Linked DNA regions of Homo sapiens: regions 1 and 3 are each linked to region 2. The links are chromatin contacts, found by Hi-C or POLR2A ChIA-PET in ENCODE. All regions are on one chromosome and are shown on one strand. Each heading gives the region's core, a stretch centred on a gene start or an enhancer-like site at or near the end of the contact. The rest is flanking DNA. Distances are from core to core; before and after follow the strand shown. Region 1 overlaps ALK (ALK receptor tyrosine kinase). Region 2 holds the start of SPDYA (speedy/RINGO cell cycle regulator family member A). Region 3 holds the start of CLIP4 (CAP-Gly domain containing linker protein family member 4).

What was found. Hi-C counts contacts between places; a loop is a spot of excess contacts on that map. ChIA-PET counts read pairs that join two places held with the same protein, here RNA polymerase II (POLR2A). Pooled maps may share reads with other maps.
Region 1: a pooled map shows a loop between it and region 2 (16-fold over the local background). The contact joins the enhancer-like site here to the promoter of SPDYA in region 2. A Hi-C loop is called at or near these places in 1 of 168 maps with a recorded cell type or tissue (B cell), 3 of 37 single-sample maps with no recorded cell type and 9 of 50 pooled maps.
Region 3: a map of CD8-positive, alpha-beta T cell shows a loop between it and region 2 (4-fold over the local background). The contact joins the promoter of CLIP4 here to the promoter of SPDYA in region 2. A Hi-C loop is called at or near these places in 3 of 168 maps with a recorded cell type or tissue (CD8-positive, alpha-beta T cell, naive thymus-derived CD4-positive, alpha-beta T cell and natural killer cell) and 9 of 50 pooled maps. POLR2A ChIA-PET finds 5 or more read pairs at or near these places in 1 of 52 experiments (activated naive CD4-positive, alpha-beta T cell).

The regions. Positions count from the first base shown.
Region 1 is chr2:29,312,831-29,316,383 of GRCh38, reverse strand. The region is part of intron 8 of ALK (ALK receptor tyrosine kinase); the gene reads left to right. Among named protein-coding and RNA genes, the nearest start is that of CLIP4, 200 kb to the right of the region's middle. Within about 2 kb of position 1,468, at least 6 of the 41 ENCODE cell types and tissues checked have a DNase peak (open chromatin) inside an H3K27ac peak, as active enhancers do.
Region 2 is chr2:28,808,900-28,812,631 of GRCh38, reverse strand. It overlaps SPDYA (speedy/RINGO cell cycle regulator family member A), which reads right to left and starts at 1,798. Exons shown (of 8, transcript NM_182756.4): 1 at 1,685-1,798. RefSeq lists silencers at 1,768-2,017, 2,048-2,197.
Region 3 is chr2:29,113,817-29,117,082 of GRCh38, reverse strand. It overlaps CLIP4 (CAP-Gly domain containing linker protein family member 4), which reads right to left and starts at 1,668. Exons shown (of 16, transcript NM_024692.6): 1 at 1,418-1,668. It overlaps LOC105374386 (a long non-coding RNA gene), which reads left to right and starts at 2,339. Exons shown (of 3, transcript XR_007086265.1): 1 at 2,339-2,414. RefSeq lists silencers at 1,018-1,257, 1,448-1,807.

The DNA.
Region 1 (3,553 bases), core at 219-2,718, 500 kb before region 2:
CCTTTTCCAGAACTTGGCTCAGCAGGCATAATGAAAGGAAGGGAATAAGTCCATTCCACACTCACATTATTTATATTTATATATATTCATATGATTTCACATTCAGGTTTTCAGACCATTTGTCTAATGCTGATGGGTCTTTGAATTCCCAATGTTGGGAGAAATGTTTTTATCAGGAAAATAAATAACCAAAATAGAAATATGCATTTCTAGATTTGTAAGCCCTACCATTTATTTTATGTGAATCCTAAATGCAGAATGCAGGAAGTTGATTTCCTCCTCCCGGGCGGGCTAAACCCCAGTGGCAGAAAAAAATGGATATTGCATTTCTCTGGGGGACTATGTGAGGTTCACTCAGGGCTTTCAAACCCCACCAACCCTACAGGGGCCTCTGTTGCCTATGGGGCCCGAGTGCAGAAAGATGGACACTAGGCAGAGTTTTGGGGACAGGACTCTGATGAGCATCAGGCCTACAGGGACTGGCGACTGGTCCAGCTGAGCCCTGAGGCTGATGCCTACCACGAAGGACCTTCTTCAAACCCAGCTCAGTCCTGGTCTCCGGGAAGTTAAAGTCATCGTACACTATCTCAAGACACCACAATCATCAGTGGATTCCCAGAGAAGAACTGGTGTCATCTTCAAGAATTTCCTGCAAAGTCTAGAAAGTGAGTTAACCAGTAGTTCTGTGTTTCACCAGTCACATTCACCTGGAAAATGTAACAAATGCCCCACCCTGGACCTACTGAATGACATCGCGAAGAGTGGGGCCCAGGGCTCTGCATTTTTAAACCCTATCCTTGGTGATTTGGAGGTGCACTGAAACTTCAGAGCTATTGGCCGTAGGTGTGCTTGCCAATTGTGACTGAAATTCATTCTGAGCCCATGCAGAGAGTTTTCCTCCTGTCTGTGGCCCCAAATAGCGTGATGTCACTTGTCTTTTAGAAAGATGAGTCAGAAAAGGGATGAGAAATGATGGAGGCGGGGGAGAAGAGAAGCGGGTGGGAGAGCATATGAAACCAGGTCAGGAGCCCCCCATGATGGAGGCATAGCCACAGTGTGCCTTTGTGCCAATCTAACTTCCAGGGCATTCCAGAAGCCTGCCCCACTCCCACCTCCTCCCTCCAGGCTCCTGCAGCCTGCTCTTGCTGACTACCACGGCTGCCTCCTATCTCTCTGCACAGTTACACACGGGGCATGAATATTTAAAGACCTCTGCCTCGCCCAGCCACAAACAAGAAAGAACGCTGTGGTTTTGGTTTTCTTTTTGTGTTCCTCCTCTCCGCCACAAGCTCTTCTCTGCAGGAAACTGGGGAGCCACTTACAATATATTCTGATGTTATTTTTATTTTTATTTTTCTGAGCTCCAGTTCAAATAATTAAAGTTGCCACCGGGGAGGGAAGGCTTGCAGTGGCTTTCATGTGCTCACTTGCTGTCAGACCTGCTCGAATCCGCCTCGGCTTTGAGACACCCGCGGATGTGTCTGGCATTGCAGCCGCTGGTAATAAAGAGCACGGCAGAGTGGCGGCTGACACCACCCCAGCCCCCTGCCTTTCACACACCCCAGCAGCCTGAATGTCTCAACAAGCCCCGTGTGGTTTGAAATTCTATTTTATTTGAATAGCCTGCCTGTGACTAGAATAATTTAAACCACGTTCTCAGGCCTTCTGGGCCTGCAAGGAGAAAAAGTGGACTTTCCTCATTTTCTTTCCCCTCCAAGGCATGGAAGCAGTTTTTCTTGTGTGAGCTACAGAAGTGCAATTTGATCCAAAAATGAGATGGGATCCCCCCAATTTGTGGTGGTCAGTTCCTCAATGCTGGTTTTCCTACCTGGCCAGAGCTGCAGTTGCGTCTCCCCTCTTCTCACACATACATATGTACACGCAAACACACACACACATACACACATGCGTGCACACACCCTCTGGGATCTTGGGACACAGCCGAACCTTTCCACCCCTGACGTCACCTCTAGCAATAAAAGGAATCAGGTTGGATTAGCTGTGGGGAGCTGCTGTGATCTAGGCAGAAGGTGACCAGCGGGCCCCTTCCACGTCTACATGGGCCTGGAGAAAAGGGGACCCATCCTTTGTGTCATTAAAACCAGCAAATGTAGCCCAGAGGGATGTGAGAAGACGCCATGGCCCCTGGAGTTGACCTTGGCCATCCATCCCTGAAGCCCTTCTCAAAGGAAGGCACCCGAAGGCAGGGAATTTTTCTGTAAATTGCTCTCTGATTGATTTTGTAAGACTTTTCAGGGTGCTGGTGATCATCCCTGGAAACAGGCTTATCCTTCCCTCCAGCCTCTCAGTGTGACGCAGAAGCAGGGAAGCCGAGAGGCAGGCTGTGTTGATTGGGCTTATTGAAGCTTGCCCCCGACCTCGGCAGCAGGCAAATAGGACTCTGAAGATGGGAAAAAGAGAGGAACTTTTCTGACTGCTGTGTTTTTAAAGTTTATTAAACTCAGTGACAAAATCTTCTGTGGAAAGTCAAGAAAAGGAGGATAAGAGTAAGAAAACTTAGTATCAGATGGCATGAGACCGAGGAAAAACAAAAGCAGAAGGGGACCTTCCTTTATCAGCCCCCACCAAACTCTCGACAGGAGCCAAAGAAGATGAGCATAACTATTGAATTCAACTCGTTTTCCAGAGCAGATCCTATGCATCACGGGCTCCCCATCCAGATCATGAAATTCACCTCAAGACCCACAGCTAATAAACACAAGACCAAACCTAGATCTTATGATTCTGAGTTTCATGCTCTTCCTGTCACACTGCCCTGCTGGAGACAGATGGAACCTTCTCAACTTGGGGAGAGTTGATGAGAGCTTCAAAAGCATCAGAACTGGCATTACTGTCACCTAACTCAGAGCCCCACCACCTCATTTCTGCAGGCAGATAGAGAATCCCACCCCATTGTGTAAACAAAGAGTTCTCCCCTTCGTCTCTCCACAGGCTGGGAGTAGTCACTGGGTCTAACTCCTGAGCCACCAAGGGGACACTGCCACTCACCTACAGGACTCAAATGGAGTTTGTTCATTGGGTGGGCCTCATTCTCGGCCCCATGTGATCCAACTTACTTTAGCAAATCAGGAAGGAGAAGCCATTCCAGGAGGCCTCATGGGCTTGATTGCAAATAAAGTTGTTATTTCCTGGAGCCAGTTTACCTTCTGCATAGAACGGATGACCATCTAGGGAGAAGAATATTGCACACTTCCCCTCTCTGGGCTGACTGGTAGAAGAACAAGCAAGCCCCTATCAGAGCCCACCTGGGACCAGCCTCTCTGCCCATGCATGGCCAAGCAATGCTACACTTTGTGGTGTTTGTAAAACCCTTCTTGTAAATAGTTGGGGACCAGTACCAAGCTAGAGGGATTCCAGGGTAATGTTATCTCTATCTCCCTCACTAAGCCCAAGTCCCTTTGGTCAGGTATTTGGGGACCAAGATACTCATCAGGCAGAGTTCCTGTGGATGTCCAACCCCCATCTCATCTGATGCTGTGACATCTCTGCAGTGACAGAATGTGCCTGAATTGGGAGAAAGCAAGTCCAGCTC
Region 2 (3,732 bases), core at 549-3,048:
GCCCGCCTCGGCCTCCCAAAGCGCTGGGATTACAGGCGTGAGACACCATGCTCGGCCTCCTTCAGTGAATTTTTATATGGACTCCATGAACATTAAAAAAATCATACCAGGATTCATACTTGAATAGGATGTTTGGGATTTTCTTTCTTTCTTTCTTTCTTTTTTTTTTGGTAAGTAAATCACAAAAATTCTAGAGGCATCTGAAATAACCTCTTCTCTGGGGGGTGATATAAAGGGTGGTGGTTCCCAGCCATAATATGAAACAAGCAGAAGTTGTCTGGGGATTCATTTGCCTATATGAAAAACCTAATAGCAATATCCATTGGCAACTCAGTCAGGACAGGCAAGTAAGCCTTAACTTCCTTATGAATGCAGTCACACACAGAGAATATGTGCCAGACACTGATGAATGTGTTACATGCATTATCTCATTTAATTCTCAAAACATCTCTGTGTGGTAGGTATTATTTTATCCTTATTTTCTAGATAAGAAATTTGAGGCTTAAAGAAGTTAAGAAATTTCCCAAAGGCTCATAGTAAGTGATAAAGCTAGAATTTGAATGCAGAACTGACATCAAAGTCCCATATTCTTTAACCAGTAAATCAGTTTTAAATATTAAATAAAATCATGTGTAAAACACTTGACACATAGTAAGCACTCCAGTATTACTTATCGTCACCTTGCCAAGAAAACAAAACCAGCTAACCCCAGCTATAAGGCGATCTCGGATCACTGCCACCTCTGCCTCCCGGGTTCAAGCGATTCTCCCGCCTCAGCCTCCCGAGGAGCTGGGATTACAGGCGCCCGCCACCATGCCAGGATACTTTTTTTTTAAGTTATTTTTTGTAGAGACGGGTTTTAGCTCACTGCAACCTCCGCTTCCAGGGTTCAAGCGATTCTCCCGCCTCAGCCTCCCAAGTAGCTGGGATTACAAGTGCGCACCACCATGCCCGGTTAATTTTTTTTTTCATTATTTTTTTGTAGAGACGGGGTTTTCGCTGTGGGCTGCTCTCGAATCCTGGCCTCAAGGATTCGCCCAACTCGGCATAAGGCTTTTTAAAAGATTGAGGCTAGGGGCCCTCCAGTCCTACTGGATGTCATGTAAGAGAATCTTCGTGAATTCTGAGAAATGAGCTACGGGCCTGGTACTGAGACACAGCAGCTCAGATCTCAAAATTCTGGGGCAGACGATCTTGGGGACAAAAAGAGGTGTTTAATGGGACATAAGGAGGTAGGATTTATCAAAAAGACCCCCCAAATCTCCATTCCTCCCACAATAAAGGCGGCAGGCACACGTGGAGACGGGAGCGCCTGCCCAGGGCCCTCCCTCCGAGCAGACGGCCGAGCTTCGGGAGCAGCCTCCGGTATCGGCCCTGCCCGTCCTTCCCCTGGAACCTTCACCCGCTACGCCGCCGGGCGGAGGGCGGCCAAAGCCCCAACCTGCGCGGCCACTGCCTCCCTCGCCAGGTCCCTCAGCCCAGAGCCCGCTGCGGGGAGCGCGTGTGTCGTCGCCGCGAAGGCAGCTGAGGGCGCCCACGGGAGGCGGCGTGAGGACGAGGCTGGAGCGCTGCCTTCTCATCTAAGGCGGGCGGTGGGGTCGCCGGCGAGCGAACCCAGGGACCGGGCACACTCGAAACTGGAGATTCGCCTGCGAGGCCCCTTCCCGGGGGCGAGCACAGGTACCTGCGGAAGCCCGGGGCTGCGCGGGAGAGGGCCGGGCAACGGCGGTCAAGGCTCCGTCGCAGCGCTCCTGGCCTCAGACGGTTGCTCGTCGGTCGCTAGCCAGCAGCGGTACCCGCTCTAAGGTCTCCCGCCAACCCGGAGCGAGGGAGCGCGAGGCCGGCAGGGGCCAATCAGCGCGCACAGCCGGCCGAGGGGGCGGGGCCTGCCTGGGAGTGCGCGCCGGCGAACCCCGCCCCTCCCTGCCCCCCGCCCGCCCGAGCCTCGGCCGCGGGCCTCCCTCCTCCGTTATCCCGCCTGCCCGCGCAAAACTCACACAACCCTCTTCATTCGACCTACCTCCCTTGGGCACGTCTCGCAGTCAGGCTTGCGTTGGGGCCGTTTACTTCCCTTCGATTAGACAACCAGGCCCCCGGGGCTGGGGCTGCGGCCTCCCCTCCCCGCCCGGCACACGCGGGCACAGCGTGGTTACCCTGGTTACTCAAAAGGAAGAGGCCGCTTGAACTGAGAAAAGCACAACGTGTGAATACGGTGGCTTCTTGTGAGAAGGGGCCATTCTATTGTAACTGTGAATCTGCAGCAGTAATCTTTTTGGCTTTGTCCTAGCCTTTGACTACGTGGGTGCTTAATACATGCATGTTGAATGAACAAATAAAAAGAATTCTAAACAGCTTTTTGATCCCATCCTTTCCTTATGTCCCTCCTAAGGTATAACCGGCTTTTTCTTTCTTTTTGAGACTGAGTCCCGCTCTGTCGCCCAGGCTGGAGCAGTGGCACGATCTCGGCTCACTGCATACCTCTGCCTCCCGGGTTCAAGCAGTTCTCCCGCCTCAGCCTCCTAAGTAGCTGGGACCACAGGTGCCGCCACGCCCGCCTAATTTTTAAACATGCCTTGTAGAGCAGAGTCCTATGTGGCCCAGGCTGGCCTTGAACTGAACTCAGGCAATCCTCCCACTGGGATTACAATCCTAAGCCACCACACCCAGTGTAAATCTTTTTTTTTTTTTTTTGGTCTCCATATCACGGCTTTTTTCATGTTGCTAGTCTTTCGAAACGTTTTCAATGACTGCATAATATTCCAGAGTGGATGGACCATTTAAGTCATTTCAATATTTGGATTGCTTCCAGATTTTTTGGCTAATACAATGATTACTCTTAAAAGGCAACCTGGCTCTGCCTACTTGTGGTACTTCCAGCAAATAGCTCCTCAATCAGCAGTTCTGAAGAACGAGTTAATTCCTTCCTTCTTGTGCTTCCACACACAGCACAATAATGACAAATTCACCTACAAGTACGAGGAGGGGGCCAACTGGGAACTTATTTTTCCTTACACATGCCCTTGACTCTTTCTCCCTGGCCTATAAATGGGAGAATGGGCCAAGAAGCATCAACTGGTTGTGAAAATCTTGAGGAAAATGGCTGCTTCAAGCTTCATTCCTCTAGCTTTTCCCTAAGGATCCTTCCTGACTTCTCTCTGCTCTTCCCCTTGTTTTTGCAAGGTACCGGTGTTGTGATGATTAATTTCCAGCCTCGAGTATAAAATATTTACTGAACAATTAATGTCCGCTACATGAAAAACACAGAGGCATGGCAAGTACCACAATGATGAAGACAACATGGCCTTACCTTTCTAGAGCTTCCAAGCTAGACAGATATGGACACAACTAAAATACAAGGCACAGTGAGTTGTGCCATGAAGGAAATGCAAGTGGCTGTATAACGCACAAAGTACAGTTATGAGAAGGTTCTTTAGGATCCCAAAATCTTTACAAAGGAAACATGTAAAATTTGCATATAAAAGCCAGCAAATACACATAAATATTCATTAAGCTATCAGGGAAGCAGCTTATTGCTTAAGTTTTGACTTCAAGTAAAGGGTTACTACCAACTAAGCCTTCTTGAGTGTTCTCATTCCTGAGTTTGTTTTGTTTTTTAAACTATGTTGGTGTGTGGAGAAAAGTGAATATACTTTAGAATCATATACACTTGGTTTGAATTCAGGTACTACCATTTTACTAGCTGTATGAACGTGGTCAAATCATTTAACCCTG
Region 3 (3,266 bases), core at 419-2,918, 300 kb before region 2:
AAGCAAGCCTATAGCTCCATAGTTCATTATAAATAATTAACAAGGGAGCAGTAAGCCTAAAAGTAACCAGAGTTTGAGGTTTGAACAGGGAGAAAGAGTGAAGTTGATTTTATATAATCTAAAGATCACTAGTTTCAAACACGTGTCAAAATTGGAGTTGTCATAAGCTATGAGAGACAACATAGGTCACTTTTTTAAAAGCCCTTGCTGGTGGGACTGTATGTGGTAAACACAAAATGTCTGAAATGAATCCTACAAATAGAATACCATGGGCTAAATCTTCTACAAAACAGAAGTAAACACATTCCATGCATGGCTAGACTCAATCTTACAGTCCAGATAGACCGTATCAAATGAAAGCATTTAAAAAATGCATCATATTTACGAAAGCAAAATAAGCTGGAACCAGGATGGTTCTCCAACATAAAAACGCAGACCAACTAGACTCCAGCAGGTTCAAGTCTCTGCTTTCCTCCCCAGTTGCTCAATGCCCCGCACCACGTGATCCTGTGCTGTTTAGACGACTCACTTTAAATTGTGCACAAGATTCACAAACAACAAACGTCAAAGTGAAAGTGAAGTACAATTTAAGTGCTGGCGGATGTTCCTGAGGAAGGTGTTTACTGAAACCTTTCAAAGGCGCCCGTTTTATACGATGATGGTGCTACAATATGAACGCAGTCTAGTATCTCAGAACATACAGCAAGTTATTGTCCCATAGGAACATCATCCTCTGATACGTATCAAAACACTGTCTCAGCACAGAGCTGAAAACCAGAGTCTGGATGACGTGAACAGCCTGACATCTAATTCAAAGCTCTACCATCATAAGCAGTGAATGGGATCCTTAAGGATGCGGGCTCAGCTCCAGCGCTCCTTTCAACTTCCCCTCCCAGGTGCGGATGGTTCAGAATTAAGGGATCTCAGGTAGCCAAGGACTGCAAGGACAGCCATTTGGTTTAGCTTTGAAGACCCACTGGCCAAAGGTTTCTCGACAATTTAATGCGCAAGGGGAGTCAAGTGAGAAATGGGAAGAGGCCGCGTTGGAAAGCCACTGCGCGTGCGGGGACTCTCGGGGCAGCCGCGGCTGGCGGTCGTGGCCCAGAGCCCAGCTCCGCCGCCGGGTCCCGCACACCCCGCGCCCCTCAACCTAAAGTTGGGCCGTCCGTCAGCGGCCGCCACGAGGAGTCCCCATCCCCGCCGGGTGGGCCGCTCCGCCCCGAGAAGGCCTCCCCGCGGCCAGCGACACCGGTGCCCACGGGAGGCGGCCGCGGGGCTTCCACAGCCCCCAGCGCCTCTGCGCGACCCTCCCGGGGCCACTGACCTCCCCGCGGGCCCCCAGGGCCGCCCACCCCGGCCCCAACCCCGCCGCCGGCCAGCCCGCGGCCCGGGGGGGCCCCGCGCGCCCCCGGCCCACCTGCCTCCTCCGGGTCCTCTCGGAGCGGCCGGCTGGGGACGCGGGGGCGCGGAGGAAAGGCCGAGAGGCGCGCTCCCGCCGGCGCTGTCTCCCGTGGCCGCCCACGGAGCCTCCCGCCGCGCCGCTCCACACCTCTCCGGGCCCCTCCCGCTGCCTCCCACGCGGGGTGGGCGCGCGCGCAGTGCAGGCGGCCGGGCGGCGCGCAGGCCTCGGCCACGGCCCCGCGCACGCGCTGGGGACTCGGTGGGGACGGAGGAGGCAGCGCGCGCCTGCGCTGGCTCGCCTGGCTCCCGCGCCCCCGCACTCCCCAGCAGTCAGATGATCGGGCGCACGCGGGGCCGCGACCCCGGCTGACAGCGTCTGCGGGGTGTCGCAGTGTTACCTCCCCCGCCGCGAAGCCAGGCGGCCCCGGCACGCCGTGCGTGCCCACCGCCTTCACAGCCCTCAGCCTCGCGGCCTCACGTCTCTAACCTGCGGCGCCCCCACCAGCTGCTGGGGCCGGGGACCTAGTCTTACCCGTCTTGGGCTCCCCAGAGTCCAGCCGAGCGTGGTCAAGAGTACATCCACCAGTTCCCTGCTGGCAGCGCTTGCTGTAAAAGGCCTAATCCGTGCTACACCCACGTTGAGCAATTAGTTCATATCTCCTGCGGCTTTGCTGCCTCTTCACCCACGTTTTCTCCTGACCCCTTCTCCGTCTCCCAAGGACCAGACAGGGTGAAACTGTGCACCTAAAGTCGTGAACTCTGACAGCCTGACTCTCTGTCATCTGGTAACAAGAAAGCGTTACTGGACACATAGTGAGTCCCCTTAATGAGGAGACCTAGTAAGACCATGACCGAAGTTTGAAACATGGAGACAACAGTGTTACATCTATCAGCTGTCTCTGAGGCCTACAGCGGCTGCTTCATAGAGGCTGTACTTCTGTGTTCAGCGCGCACAGTGCCTGGCAGGAACAGATGTTGAATGAACGTCTGTCAGTGTCTCTGCAAGAGCAGAGGTAAGCGCTCACCGCACCCCGGAGCATCTTTTCCTGTTAGAATCATTGATTTCAGGGACTGGAAAAAGCCCCCTTCCCACTTGCCTGAATCCTCCTTACAGTGTCTTCCCACCAAGCAGTGGTTGAACACCTCCACTAACAAGGAACTCATTACCTTTTAAGGCAGCCATTTAATCTTTGATCAGCCTTTTGGAAATTTTCTACCTTAGGAGCTAAAATCCAGCTCCCTGCATCTCTCCCTCACTGGATTTTGTTTCTGCCCTGGGGACTCTTAAGTCTGACTCCAATTCATCCAAGACACACATTACCTGTCCCTTAGGCTACTCCTGATATGACCTGGTCACAATCCCACTCACCAGCATGTTGAGGGATTCTCTTGGATGCATTCCAGCTTGTCCAGAGCTCTCTTAAATGTGATTATCAGGAATGAGTGGGTGGCCTGCCAAGTGCGGAGAGGAAAGAGACTGCCACCTCTTCTTAGGTCCTATGCTTAACAACATTCACCATATCAAAATAGTTGCTAGGAGCAGTCACATCACATTGTTGAATCGGGTGGAGCACACTTGACTAAAACCCACAATATTTGAATACATGACCATCCCTGACCCTGGTCAGCTGCCAGTTTCTCTGTCTCTGCAGGCTCAGCATCTGCGAGTGCTCTCAGAGATAATGTGACACGGATACTTCCTCCTCCCTCTGAAGAGTCCACCTCCCTTTCCCTGCTTTCATCATACCCTCTTCTTGTCTGACCCACCCATCTCTTTAGCTGGTTAAAAGAAGGAAGGCAATCTGCCCTTGGTTGGCTTCAAGCACCTATAAATGAGGCCAATTGTCATTGAACCACAGAAAGTC